3 separate regions of the Homo sapiens genome follow, and regions 1 and 2 are each linked to region 3. A link is a contact called in ENCODE Hi-C or POLR2A ChIA-PET data. All regions are on one chromosome and are shown on one strand. The core of a region is the stretch at or near the end of the contact, and the rest is flanking DNA. Distances in the headings are between cores, read along the strand shown. Region 1 overlaps THBS2 (thrombospondin 2). Region 2 has its middle 6.8 kb from the start of THBS2-AS1. Region 3 has its middle 260 kb from the start of LINC01615.

Region 1 (4,593 bases), core at 513-3,012, 320 kb after region 3:
AAAAAAAAAAAAAAGTGCACGCATGGGAAGGAGCAGAAGCACCCACCGTCCCCATCAATGTCCACGGAGCAGGCGTCACCCTCTCCATTGTTGTCTGTGTCGATCTGGGCAGGGTTGTGCACGTAAGGGCAGTTGTCACAGCGGTCCCCAACCTCATCCTTGTCATAGTCAGCCTGGCGGGGATTGAAGAGGAGCTGGCAGTTGTCCTGGAAAACCAAGAAAGGGAAGACTTTAACGAAGATCATAGGAATGTGTGTCGGGCCGTTTAGCACTTATAAGTTATGTACTCAAGGTTGATGAAAATCAATATAGAAATCAAACAAACACAAAAGCCAGTTAGGGCTGGACGGTGGCTCACACCTTTAATCACAGCTGGGCACTGTGGCTCACACCTGTAATCCCAGCACTTCAAAAAGCCAGTCAGGGCAGGGCACGGAGGCTCACACCTTTAATCCCAGCACTATGGGAGGCTGAGGCGGGCGGATCACCTGAGGTCAGGAGTTCAAGACCAGGGCCGGGCGCAGTGGCTCACACCTTTAATCCCAGTGCTTTAAAAAGCCAGTTAGGCCCGGGCACAGTGGCTCACACCATTAATCCCAGCACTTTGGGAGGCCAAGGCAGGCGGGTCACCTGAGGTCAGGAGTTCGAGACCAGCCTGGCCAACATGGTGAAACCCCATCTCTCCTAAAAATACAAAAATGAGCCGGGCGTGGTGGTGTGCGCCTGTAATGCCAGTTACTCAGGAGACTGAGGCAAGAGAATCGCTTGAACCCAGAAGATGGAGATTGCAGTGAGCCAAGATCATGCCATTGCACTCAAGCCTGAGCGACCAAAAAAAAAAAAAAAAAGAGTTAGCCCTCGCCAAACACTTTTTCCATATCAAATCATTTTATCATTATTTATGCATCTGTCTTTTGTTGAAAATTTGTAGATTGCTAAGGCAAAAATGGTATATCATACACTTCATGGTGAGGAGAGATATGTAAATATCAAATAAATGAATGGATTAGTGAGTCAATGTCTCCCATCAAAGTCAGATGTAAAAAAGCAGTGAGTAAAATCTTGATCTATTCTTGCTAGAGCTGTTTTGTGTACAAATACATTAAACCATTTGTGTTTGCAGCAATTTTCTTAGAAAAATGGTAATATTTTAAATGTTGCCATAAAGGCAAGTCTATCACTCATGGTGGTGTCAGCCTTGCCCATCACTGGCTCCTCAGCAGAAGGAGAGGAGGTCTTCTATTTTTTTGCAGTTAAAATAGAAAAAATTATTCAAAACATTTCCGGCAGCACACCCTGGGCAGCCCCATGCACTGAGGTAAAATCCGCTTTTGCAAAGGACTGTCTTTATAGTGACCTTTGGGAACTGCCTATGCACAAACGCTTGCAGGACAATGGCAGTTACGTTGACAAGGGCTGTTTGGTATAAAGTGGCCTCCTGTGGACCTCGCTGCTCCTGGAACCCAGGGCAGGTGCGCGGCACAAGCTGCTCCTACCTTCTCATCGGTCACACCGTCATTGTCATCGTCATCATCACAGGCATCGCCAATCCCGTCCTTGTCAAAGTCTTCCTGCCCAGAATTTGGCAGATGGGGGCAGTTATCCTGCAATTGGAGAAGGAAGAATACTTGGAAAAACATTTAGGAAAGCGCCTCTTTCAGGAATGCAGGTGAAATGAAACCAGCATGGCGCCGAGGAAGGAAGCGTGCCCCATCAGTCCTCGATCTCAAGCGGGAGCTGAGAGAGGAGCCAGGAGGCCAGAAGCGCATGAATTTCTTCTCAACTCCTGCCCTGGAAATTATGTCACCACTACTCACGAGGGAGACAAAAGAAACTTGTGTTCGGAGCCCAGAATCCCAGTGAGGTTGCCAAACAACTGCAGAAACAAGAAGAGAATGACAAGGTATTGCTCTGAGAGAACATGGGAGAGAAAAGAGGCTTTAGTGGTGCTTTCCTTCCCACAGACTTCAGCTCATAAATCAAAATGCCAAAGCTTATAAACGTTTAACCCTCACCAGTCAAAAAATCTCAAAGAAAAGAGTCTTTCAAATATGTATGTGATATGTTCAGAAACCAGGGCTGAGAACTTGAAATTATCTGCTAACTCAGCTTTTCACGGTGAGTGGGTAATGCATGTAATTGGGCAAAAACTCCTTTCATTTCAGTCCAGTTATACCATAATTTAAAGCTGAGCTGTGCAGACACTAACAACTTGAGGGAATTGGAAATCCAGGAAAAGGTAGAGAGTAGCGTGTCCGTTTCAGTTTCAGTACAAGAGCCCCAAGGGTGTGTCATCCCCGTGGCTCAAAGCACATCACTCGTTGAATCAGAAGACAGAACCTGGGGTCTTGTGCTGGAGCCCAGAGTTTCAGCACTTACAGATTAAGAAAGGAGAGCATGTTGCTTGTCATGGAGGACACGGATCCCAGACGGGGGCCCCTGGCAATGGGGAGGATCCAGCACCTGTGTGTCGGGTTAATATGGGAACGGGCACAGGGGTCCCTTGTCAAGTCTCACTTTTAAATCCTTTTGTGTATGTGTATATATACATATAACTTTGCAAATTATATACCATTTTCGAAGTTATTAAATTTCCATCTAAAATTCCACAATGATGGAAAGAATAATCGGGATATCTTCTAGCAGCACGGACTCAGCTGCAGCTGACCTTCTGAAATCAGGGGCTTCAAGAAGGGTAGGCTGGGTAGCCAAGGGGTGTAACATAGGTTGGGATCAGTGCCTCGTTGATTTTAAAACATACTCATATTTTGTTTCAGTGAGTATTTGGCATCTTTAATCAAGCGGGACTGACAGAGAAAATTAACACAAAATTTGCAAGAATGATTAAATATTAAATAAATGAATATATTTATATTTTCAAATGATATTTTGTGTCAGTTTGTGGCATTTCCATGTCTGACCTTCTTAAGGCATAAAACTGCACTAAAACATTTTGGGGCACCCTGTGCGGTGGACTGAGTGGCAGTCCCCACGATGGATGTCCGCGTCCTAGTGTCTTGGCGCCCGGGGATGTCACCTGATATGGCTGAAGTGAATTTCATCTTGTATGGTAACAAGTGGAATTAGGTCAAGGACATTGAACAGTGAGGCTCATCCTGGATTATCTGGGTGGGCCCTAAATACAACCACAGGTGTTCTTATCAAAGAGAGGCAGAGGAAGTTTCCGGAGAGAAAGGCACTGGAGAAAGTGGTGTGAAGCCGACCAGAGGTCAGGGCCATGCAGCCACCAGCGCCAGAAGCCCAGCGACGCCTGAGCCAGAGAAGCTGGGAGAAGCAGAGGGAGCACGGCCCCGCTAGCACCTTGACGTTGTGTTTCAGGCCTCCAGAGCTGTGAGATAACAGATTCCTGTTGTTGTGAGCCTCCCGGGCCGTGGTGTTCGTTCCAGCGGCCACAGGAAAGCAGTCCAGCCTGGGATGGGCCCCGAAGGAGCTCCTTCTTCCAGCTGAGCAGCTCCTTATACTGCAACACGCTTGGGCTTTGGGAAGAAAACCATGTCCTAACTCTTTCCAAGTGACATAGCCTGGCCAGACCTGCCTGAGACACAATGGCCTCTGCACAGCCTGGAGCCGAGCGTGGAGCCGGCGTCCTCCCTCTGCTCAGTTTCAGGCGTTAACGATGCGCGCAATTGCAAATATGGGCCGACGTGCCCGAGGTTCTCTGTGCCCAGCAGTGGGCGGCGCCAGAGTGTGCCTGTGTCTACTAAGGACCTCCAGAGAGGGGACCAGGGGGATGCATTCAACCTGGTGATCAGGCAAGAGGCCTGAGAGACCCTCCTTCCAAATTCCCTGTGCTGCCCCCGCCCCCCGTCCGCGTAGCGTCCCCGGCGCCAGGAGGAGGGCTGACCGCCGTGGCCCCGTGTGCCCTGCGAGCCCCGCGCCTCACCTTGATGCAGTGGTAGGTGGCGTTGGTGGCGCAGACCAGATTGAGGTTGGGCCAGCCGTCCAGGTCCGAGTCCTCCCCGCAGATGAGCCCGTCGCCCGCGTAGCCTGTCTGGCACTCGCACTTGTACATGGGGTCGCTGAAGTGGCCCAGGTAGATGCACTCCGCGTGCTTGTGGCAGTTGTGTGTCTTGTCCTTGCATGGGTTTTCGGGCTCACACACCTACGGGGAGAAGGGCTGCGGGGTTAGCGACAGGCAGGACGATGGCTCCGGAGGCGTCGAGGCGGGGCGTCGGGCACCGCAGGCCCCAGCAGGTCCGGTCCCAAGCGGACCCAAGTCCTGAAGTGGGAAGGGCTTTCTGGACACGCACTTGAGGTGCTGTTCGTTCCTGAGGCTCCGTTTGTGACTCAGCCATCGTTTCTGAGCCTCGGCTGCAGCTCACCAAGGGCTGCGCTAACAGCGGAGAGGTGGCGGCCTGACCCTCACAGGCCCGGCTGAGCACGCCCCGCACCCCGCGCGGAGAGCAGCGGCCCAGCCGAGCAGGTGCTCAGCTTCCCCGGGCCAGCCCCTCCCATGCCTCTCCCGGGCCACGCCACCCCTTCCTCTCCTTCCTCCTGCTGCTTTTCTGAGCTCATCTGATTTTTCCAAAGCCGCTCGCAACACACAAGGAAGGCCGGCCTTGCGTACTTGCT
Region 2 (4,889 bases), core at 154-2,653, 300 kb after region 3:
GAAACTATGTTTGTAGATCTGTTTTCAGTTATTTTGGTTATATATCCCTAAGAGTGAAACTTTGGGATCATGTGGTAATTCCACACTTAACGTTTTGAGGAAATGTGAAGCTGTTTTCCAGGGCAGCTGCACCATTTTACATTCCTACCAACAGTGATATATGGGGGTTCCAATTTCTCACTAATACTTCCCTTTTTAATTATTATTATCACCATTCCAGTGAGTGGCAGGTGGCACCCCAATGTGGTTTCCATTTTCATTTCCCTAATGACTGATGAGGTCGAGGGTTTTTTCATGTTATCTTTGGCCATTTGTATAACTTCTTTGGGGAAATGTCTATTCAAATCCACTGACTATTTTTGAGTTGAGTTCTTTGTCTTTTAGTTGTTGAGACACTAGACACTTATAAAATATATAATTTGCAAATATTCATCCCATTGAGTCATACATCTTTTTACTTTCATAAGTAAATAGTTTACTTATGAGATTACACAAAAGGTTTTAATTTTATTTTAATAGAGACCAATTTATCTAGTTTTGTTTGTCATTGCTCATGCTTTCAGTGGCATATCTAAGAATCCATTGCTGAATCTAAGGCCTCGAAAATTTACCCCTATGTTTTATCGAAGAGTTTCATAGTATTAGCCCTTACAGTAGGTCACCAATACATTTCTAAGTTGATTTGTGTATAGAATGTGAGGTAGGAACCATTTCTTTCTTTTGTATGTAGAGATCCAGTTGTCCCAGGGCCACCTGTGGAAGAGCCTGCTCCTTCCTCATTCAATGGTCTTAAGACTCCATTGAAATCAATTCACTATACATATATGTGTTTCTTTCTGGACTCTCAGTTATGCTTCATTGGTCTATGTGTTTATCTGTATGTCCATGCTACACTATTTGATTATGGTAGCTTTGTAGTAAGTTTTGAAATCAAGAAGTGTAAATCCTCCAACTTTGTTCTTCTTTTTCAATCTTGTTTTGAATTTTTAGAAGACATTGTAATTACATATGAATCTGAGTATAATTTTTTCTAATACTGCCAAAAACCACCCAACCATCAGAATTTTGAAAGCAATTGTACTGAATCTGTGGATTACTGTGGGGCAGTATTACCATCTTTACAATATTAAGTAGGTGATGTCAGCAATAAAGCAAAATAGAAGGTAACTAGCTCATATCCTCCCACAATAAGAATTCTGCATGCATCCACAATCAAGTCTCTGCTGGAGCCTCAAGATTCAGGTAGGAGTTTGGAGCCCAACACTGTGGAGGGTCATTTTAAGAGTTCAGACCCACTCTCGGGTGGCTGGTCTGCTGAACTTGCTCCCAGGCTCAAACCCAGAAATGACTCAGTCTTCCAAGGGGTTTGGCTACAGCCCCATTTTGGCCTTGAGGCTGTAATCCAAACCACCTGCCAAGGGATCTGGAAGGAATCACACACACTAGGGTCTTGGCAGAAGGGCTCATCTGCCTGCTAACATCAGTCTCAGTGGTGAACCTGACAGTTTCCCTATAGTTCAGTCCCAGTGCGCCCAAGCTGAGGTGCCAGCTCAGAGCTGCTTGCACAAGGACCCAGAGAGAGATTCACCCATCTGTGGCAGCCCGGGTGTCTGAGACTGCCTGATAGGATTGCCAACCTCTCTCCCACAGCAGATCCTTAGGTGACCTGGCCTCAGCTCTGACCCCTTCTGCTACAATCAGAGAACTATCCCATCTATACTGAGACCTGCAGGGAGATTTGCACCCTTCTGAGGCAATGAGACCAGACTCTCCAGCCCGCATGCCACAGCAGATCCTCAGGGGACCCAGTCTCAGCTTGGCCCCTTCTGATACAATCAGAGAACTAGCCCATCTATACTGAGACCTGCAGGGAAATGTGCACCCCTCTGAGCCACTGACACCAGGCTCTCCAGCCTGCATTCCACGGCAGATCCTCAGGGGGCCCAGGCTCAGCTCTGGCCCCTCCTGCTATAGTTGGTGAGCCATCTCATTGATGCGGGAACTTGCTAGGCAACATGCATCACTCTAAACCAAGATCAGGCTCTCCAACCTCTGTGCCACAACAGATTCCAAAGGGGCCCATTCCCAGCTCCAGCCCCTTCTGCTGCAGTTATGGAATGATTTTATCTGTGCAAGAACTGCTTGGGAGATACATACCCACCTGAGCCAATGTGAAAGACCCATAAGCCTTCTTCCAACAGCAGATTTCTAGGGGACCCAGTCTCAATTTCAGCCACTCTTGCTGCACTTGGGAACCCAGCCCAACTGTGCAGAGACCTGTTGGGTGGCACATCCATCTGGGCCATTGACACAGCCTTCTGGACTCAGCTTCCTGGCCAGCATTCCCACACAGCCCAAGTACATTCCCTGGGTCTTCCCCAAGGAAGACATGGGGAAAGTCATGTCAACCTCAGAGTCTTTACAAGACTTGTAGCAAGCCTAGACTTAGAGTGTCTTCTAGTGCAAATATGGCTGCAGTGGTCACAGGCTCAGGGAACTCAACAGTCAATCTACTTAGAATATACTTTTTCTATTTAGAAGAAGGACAGGCACAAACAAAGCCAGACTGTGAAGACTAAAATAAATACGTAATCTTTCAATGTGCTGACATTACCACATATCCATAAGCATCAAGGACATTCAAAAAAATGTGACTTCACCAAACTGACAGATTAAGGTGCCAGAGATCAACCCTAAAATGATGGAGATATGTAATCTCTCAGACAATTAAGTCAAAATAGTAGTTTTAAGAAAGTTTGATGAACTTCAAGAAAATACAAAGTATCAATTCAGAAATTTATCAGAGAAATTTAACAGAGAGATTGAAATAAATTTTGGGAAAAATCAAACAGAAATCCTGTGCAGAAAATAACAATGAATAATATGAGAAATGAAATAAACAGTATCAATAACAGAAATTGACCAAAGAGAAGAAAGAATCAGTGAGCTTGAAGAATAACAGTTTGAGGGAAAAAAAGGAAAGAAAAGAGAAGGAAAAGGTGAAATGGAATGAAGAAAGCTTTATAGGTTCTATGGAATGACATGCAAAAATCAAATATTCAGGTTATTGAAGATAAAGAGAAAACTGAAAAATAAAAAAGGGTAGAAACCTTATGCAAAAACATAAGGCTGGGTGCAGTCACTCATGCCTATAATCCCAAGAGTTTGCAAGGCCGAGGCAGGAAAATCACTTAAGCCCAGGAGTTTGAGGCCACCTTAGACAACACAAGTGAGTTCTTGTGTCTCCAGTAATTTTTTTAAAAATTAGCCAGGCATCACGGTTTATGCCTGTACTTCCAGCTATTCGGGAAGCTGAGGTAGAAAGATCCCTTGAACCTGGGAGAGTAAGGCTGCAGTAAGCCAGGATCTCTCCACTGTACTCCAGCCTAGGCAACAGTGAGATCCTGTCTTAAAATAATAATTATCATTATTAATTATTAATAATAATAGAAAACTTTCAAAATCTGGAGAAAGATATGAATATCCAGGTATAGGAAGGTCAAAGTCACCAGTCAGGTTCCACCAAATTAAAAATACTCCAAAACATGCTACAAGTACACTCCAAGGTCAAAAACAAAGATAAGCTCTTGAAAGTGACAGAAGTGTGAGAGAAGTGTAGGAAATGGCATATAAGGAAGATCCAATATGCCTAGCAGCAAACTTTTCAGCAGAAACTTCACAGGTAGGAAGGGAATGGGACAATATATTCAGAGTGCTGAAGAAAAAATACTGTCAACCAGGAATACTACACCCAGCAAATATGCTCTTTAAAAATGAAGGGGAGATAAAAAAACTTGACCAGAAAAACAAAAGCTGAGAAAATTTATTGCTACCAAACATGTTCTACAGGAAATGCTAGAAAGGGTTTTTAAAACTGAAAGAAAATAATGCTAATGTGATTGCTACACTAATATGGTAATCATGGTGTGTAAACTATTTGTGTATTTACTAAGAAGACTAAAAGGAAAAGCAATTGAAGTAAAAATGAATACAACAATATTTGAGAAATTGACAATATTAAAAATATGAATTGTGACATCAAGATTTAAAATGTAGTGGGAGAAGGGAGTTAATGCATACAGGTTTTCCTGGTTATTTCTTTCTTTTCATTTGTCATCAAAGTTAAGTTGGTATCAATTTTAAATAACTACTTATAATTATAGAATGCTTTTTGTAAGAATCATGGTAACCACAAAGCCAAAGTCTATAATAGGTACACTAAAAATAAAATTCAATGAGTTAAAACATACAACCAGAAGAAACCACTTAACCACAAAGGAAGGCAGAAAAAAAAAGAAGAAAGGAAAAGAAGAGTTACAAAACAACTAGAAAACAAGTAAGAAAATGGTAGTTGAAAGTCCTTACCTATGAATAATAACATTGAATGTAAATGGAATAATTATTCAATTCAAAGACATAGAGTGGCTGAATGACTTTTCTTCAAAAGAAAAATCAGCTATGTGCTGCCTTCAAGAAACTCATTATGTCTATAAAGTCACACATAGACTGAGAGTGAAAGAATAAAAAAGATATTTCATGCAAATGCAAGCCAAAAAAAGGGCAGGAGTAACTGTACTCATATCAGATAAAATAGATCTTAAGTCAAAAACTGTAGAAAGAGACAAAGAAAATTATGATAAAGGAAATTTATCAATTCAGCAAGAGGAAATAAATAAGCACTCAACACCACAGCGTGCAAATATATAAAGCAAATACCAATAGAACTAAAGGGAGACATAGATTGCAATACAATAATAGTAGGATAGTTCAACACCCACTTTCAACAGGGGACAAATCATCCAGGCAGAAAACCAGCGAAGAAACATTGGAGTTAAATTACACTCTAGATCAAATGGACCTAACAGACTATTACAGAATATCTTATCCAA
Region 3 (4,797 bases), core at 42-2,541:
TTAGCGGTTAACTGTTGTGCAACAGAAAATGACTATTATTCAGTTAACAAACAAGGCCTAAGTGGGGTGTGAGCTCTGCACATCAGGAAGCTCTGTATGAATTCTAAATGAGGACAAATGTGAATCTTTGTAAAAATTATCATAAACAATTTGGGCTCATAATACAACTACACATTATGAATGAACACTAAGTATTTAAACTTTTGTTAAGAAAATTTTTATTCGTTAAGAAATGAAGGTAATGGACAGTGATCAGTAATACCATCTGATAATGAGGTCAGCCTCATGCTAGCTTCTGTATTCTGGGCTAGCCTAAGGCAGACGTGTGATCACCTCACATTTCTTTCCGTTGCTTTACCCGGCCTCGCCTAGGTTCCCCTCCTTTCCTCCTGTGTGCCTCCCCTGCTGCCTACACCCAGCCTTGACTCTGCTGCTTCTCCCCTCCCAAGGCTGAGGGACCCTGACCACAATCATGCCTCAGACTCTGGGCTACCCTTTTTTCCTCTCTGTCTTGGATTTTATTTTCTGCTTTCTAAAGTGTCATCATCATGCACTTTTTCTGAGGTCATACTTTTCTGGTGTCTAATGGAGAAGATAAAGATACTGAAGAAAACAGTATCTACCAAATTGGGTACTGTAAGTCCATTGCTAAATTAAGAACTTTACATATATTATCTCATGATTACCTCTATGGGAGAAAATATTATTCCTGCTTTACAGGTGAGAAAACTGAGACTCAGAGAAGATAAGTCACTTGGCCAAAGACACACAGTCAGTTAATATAGGAGCCAGGACGAGTGCACACTCATGAGCATTCTGTTAGAACACCAGGCATTTAAAAACATGAATGCAGAAAACCACATCAGTACGTACTCAGTGTGTGTGTGTGTGTGTTTGTCCCTGTGTATATACTTATATACGTACATATTCATATATAGGGATTGGCTATAGGGACTTGGATTACACAACTGTGGGAACTCCTAAAGCAGCCTGTGTCAGGCTGCTGTTATCAGGCTGAACCTGACACCGGGTCCTGAAGTTTAGAAGCCAGGCATTCAGGAAGGAACAATCACAAGCCTGACTGGAATCCCATTGGGATGGGCTGAAACCCATGTCCATTCCTGTTGCCTCTGACTTTGGTGTGAGCTTCCTGCAGAAGCTGCCCTTTTGCTAGCGCATTACACACACATATCTAGCCTGAAGTCAGAAGAGCTGAGAGAGAATCCAGTTTAAAAAAAAAAAAAAAAAAAAAAAGCTGTTGCAGAACCAGCTGCTGCTTCACACCGATGCAGTGAGTCAGCGGATCAGCTGCAAGGGTGTGAGCTACTAAATGGCTGCTGCTTCCTCTCCATCTTCCAAGTCTCAAACAAACATTTTCTTGTGGTCTACCTTAAAAAGACACATACGAAAGGTGGCTTCAGAGGAATGTCATTCTGCCTGGCTATGTCAAGACGTTTCAAAGTCACTACAATCACATGAAACAGAACTATGTCAGAGTAGTGGGGACACTTCTACATCTGGGGACACTCTTGCTGCATCTCAGAATTTTGTCTCATATGAGTTCCCCCAACCGTGCTTGTGCCACATGCCTTTCAACTTAAAAATGATAAGGTCTATAAATTTTGAAAGCCAACTTTATTTCTTACAGAGGGTTACAGCCTACGAGGTGCTCCTTCTGACAGGCTGGGAAGTATAGCCTCTGGCAGGGACCTTTAGCAGGCATTTCAAAGGAGAAAAGGTGAGACAGGAACTTATGCTGAAGGGGTTGGCTCAACATACATATTCAACAGATTATAGGAGGAGCGATGAATATTCATGAAGGTGTCCTGACCCATTGAACAAACATGCATATTACATATGACCCATATTTACTCTGAGGTGGAGACTTAACATTCAAATGCATGACAATTAAGCCTTATATGTCACAGTGTGAAGTAGGGACACAGGCACTCGGTGCACAGCTGCTGTAAACCAGCCAGAACCAGTCCATGGTCGGTGACCTCAACAGGAGACAGGTATTGAAATCAGCCCCTTGTCAATCAAAGCTATAGTTATGGCTGGTGGAGCAGGCGGTCAGTCCACGTTTCATGATTGGTAAGCTGCAGTTCCTTCAACATTGCTTATCTCTTGGCCAGTGCTTGTTTAGCTGCTAGAGAAAAATAAAAGCCTTGTGTCGGTAAGAACATAGTTTACTCTTTTAGCATAGGCTGCATGACTTAACCCTTTCCTGGCATTGCCTTAGGTCCTATTGATAACTTGGCATTTTATTGCCACAAAGAGTCAGTCCTATCAGTCTTATGACCTCTATTTTAACATTAGTGCTGGTCAGCTGTTGTGTCTAAACCGCAAAAAGGAGTGGGTATAAGGAGGCGTGTCTAACCTCCCATCCCATCAGGGCTGAGAACTAACATGTAAAGTTTTCTCTGGGGTCCCCTTGGCCAAGAGGGGGTGGGTTAGTCGCAGGGGGCTGAGGATTTTATTTTTAGTTCTCATGCCATACTTGTTTACTCATTAGCATATTTCAAAATTTTTCTTATCTAAATGTACCTATATTTGAGAATATTTCTATGTCTTCATGTTTATCAGTTTTTTTTTCTTCTGTAACATGTGATCTTCCATAAATCCCACCCAGTACAGTTTTCATCTCAAATTATTGTTTTCACTTCTGGTAATCTGATTTGGGCCTTTTTGAAATCTTCCATCTCTCTTCTTAGCTTTTTGAACACATAGAGCATAGTTACAATAATGATTTTAATCATCTTATCTGCTATTTGTTCATTTTTATCAACTGTGGATGAGTTATGATCTCCTTTTCTCTGCATCATAAAACATGTTTTCTTGCTTCTCTTGATGTCTGGTAATTTTTGTCTCAGAGCTAGACATAGTTATTTTTCTTCTTATGGGACATGTTTGCCATCCTATTCTTGAGCTTTTCTGGGAGAGACAGTAAGTTACTTGAAAGCAGTTTGATTCTGAGCCATTTGAGTTTTGCTTTTTATATATTTTAGGAGAGACCAGAGCAGTGCTTTGTCCAGCCCTTGATATTTCCCCCAGCTGGGCAAACCCCTTGTGCAGCCTCTCCAATGGGCTGTGCTTCTGAGGCCTTTCTGACTAGTGGGAAAAGGCACCATTCCAGGCCTGGGTGAGCTGTGGGCAGTGTTTCTCTCAATCCTTCCAGATGGTTCTCTCCCTGGGAGTAACTACCTTGGCCTCAGATGGTTTTTTCCCGTAGGCACATGCTGATTAATATTCTGTTGAATGCTGCAGGATTACGCTGGGCAGATCAGTGGAGTTCTCATTCTGGCTCTCTCATCTCAGGGACTCACTCCAGTAGCCTGCGTAGCCCCTTCGGTCTTCCTGAGGCCTCAGCTCTGCCTCCTCTGCTCAGGGAGTCACCAGGGTTCTTCTCGGTTTCCTCCTGTCTGGGCTGTGGCCTGGAACCCCCTCAAAGCAGCACCTTTGGGCCATTGTGGGGCTCAGTGTTTTTTACTGCACTCTCTCATGGGTCACTGCCCTTTGTTGCTCCATGTCCAGTGTCTCAAAAGCCATTTTAAATAGATTCCATCCCTCTTTTGGTAGGAGATGGATTAAATCCCTTTCATACACTTGAAGCAGAAGTTATCCACTGGTATATATTTGCATATGTGTTCTTCCTACCGGTTTTATCGAATGTATCCGAATCATGAATGCCGTGTGAGTCACACATTGTGAATCATGAACTTAGTGATGGCCAAGTAATAGGTTCTCACACAGCCAACATGAGGTTGGTGGTAAAGTCAAGGCCTCAGAAGTCTAAAGTTAACACACCACTACTTTTATGACCAGCAGAGACTGCTCAAAACGTTCCTAACAATCACAACCACAACCACAACAACAAGACAAACCTACAAGTAGTCATCTAATTATTTTTCTGGAGTTTTAATACTACGACAACATTTAATGACTTTCTCTGTCTTAAGCAGAGGGTTGGGAAGTGATGCAGAATTTATCATTGGGATATGAGGTTTGTGCAAATCGTATGGAGTGTGATGGAGGTTGTGGAGGCAAGCAGGCCAGATTTGGGCCCGAACTCTGCATTCCATGAAGTGGGACTTTGGTGGAGTCATAAAACATCAATAAGCTTCCACTTCTTTTCTGCAAATATAGCAGTATTGCCTGCCATGCAAGGCTGTTGCAAACACTGAGAAAATATATAAATCTCCTATACAGTAAGATCTCTAACAATGTTAACTACTACTGAATAATATTGCTATTGATTTAATATTTAATACTATCGCTATTTTATTTGTAATATTGCCATTATTTATAATTTTATTACTAATAATCAAACACAACTCAAAATCAGAGAAAATATTTTTCCCAGAAACGTTTTCACTTTGCATACCTATGACCAGCAGAGGCTGCTCAAATCATGAACTTACTAATGCATCCAAAGTCCCACGTCATGGAAATATTCTCAGGATTTGTCATTGTTCATGGTTTTTCCCTCATAGGCCATAACTACTCCTCATTGTTGTCCAAGTGGGACTGAGAGTTCCTTTCCACTTTGTCTGCAGGGTCTTCAAAGGCGTCCTTAGAAAAAGATTAATTCCAGTGTTTCTTATGCATGATCATTTGATTTTATTCCCCTATGCCCAAGCGTTAAGATGTTTTTTATTTTTTTTTCCTATTGGATCAAGTAGGCTATGTCCCAGTGTATAAATCTCACTTATTACACATAAATAAACTTAAAATATGATTGAAATCTCTATATGTGCTTTCCACTGCGTCAGACGGAAGTTTGGAGACAGAAGTGGT

Evidence for each region. A loop is a pair of places that touch in the nucleus more often than their neighbours do. ChIA-PET counts read pairs that join two places held with the same protein, here RNA polymerase II (POLR2A). Pooled maps may share reads with other maps.
Region 1: a loop to region 3 is called in a map of esophagus muscularis mucosa, with 2.3 times the contacts of the local background. The contact joins two enhancer-like sites. A Hi-C loop is called at or near these places in 2 of 168 maps with a recorded cell type or tissue (CD4-positive, alpha-beta T cell and esophagus muscularis mucosa), 1 of 37 single-sample maps with no recorded cell type and 14 of 50 pooled maps. POLR2A ChIA-PET finds 5 or more read pairs at or near these places in 1 of 52 experiments (activated CD8-positive, alpha-beta memory T cell).
Region 2: a loop to region 3 is called in a pooled map, with 2.1 times the contacts of the local background. The contact joins two enhancer-like sites. A Hi-C loop is called at or near these places in 1 of 168 maps with a recorded cell type or tissue (CD4-positive, alpha-beta T cell), 1 of 37 single-sample maps with no recorded cell type and 16 of 50 pooled maps. POLR2A ChIA-PET finds 5 or more read pairs at or near these places in 1 of 52 experiments (activated CD8-positive, alpha-beta memory T cell).

Annotation. Positions count from the first base shown.
Region 1 is chr6:169,228,076-169,232,668 of GRCh38, forward strand. It overlaps THBS2 (thrombospondin 2), which reads right to left. Exons shown (of 22, transcript NM_003247.5): 12 at 4,589-4,593; 13 at 3,905-4,123; 14 at 1,497-1,604; 15 at 47-206. The region is part of intron 2 of THBS2-AS1 (THBS2 antisense RNA 1); the gene reads left to right. Among named protein-coding and RNA genes, the nearest start is that of THBS2-AS1, 17 kb to the left of the region's middle. Within about 2 kb of position 1,763, at least 2 of the 41 ENCODE cell types and tissues checked have a DNase peak (open chromatin) inside an H3K27ac peak, as active enhancers do.
Region 2 is chr6:169,203,946-169,208,834 of GRCh38, forward strand. No RefSeq gene overlaps it. Among named protein-coding and RNA genes, the nearest start is that of THBS2-AS1, 6.8 kb to the right of the region's middle. Within about 2 kb of position 1,404, at least 2 of the 41 ENCODE cell types and tissues checked have a DNase peak (open chromatin) inside an H3K27ac peak, as active enhancers do.
Region 3 is chr6:168,904,645-168,909,441 of GRCh38, forward strand. No RefSeq gene overlaps it. Among named protein-coding and RNA genes, the nearest start is that of LINC01615, 260 kb to the right of the region's middle. Within about 2 kb of position 1,292, at least 3 of the 41 ENCODE cell types and tissues checked have a DNase peak (open chromatin) inside an H3K27ac peak, as active enhancers do.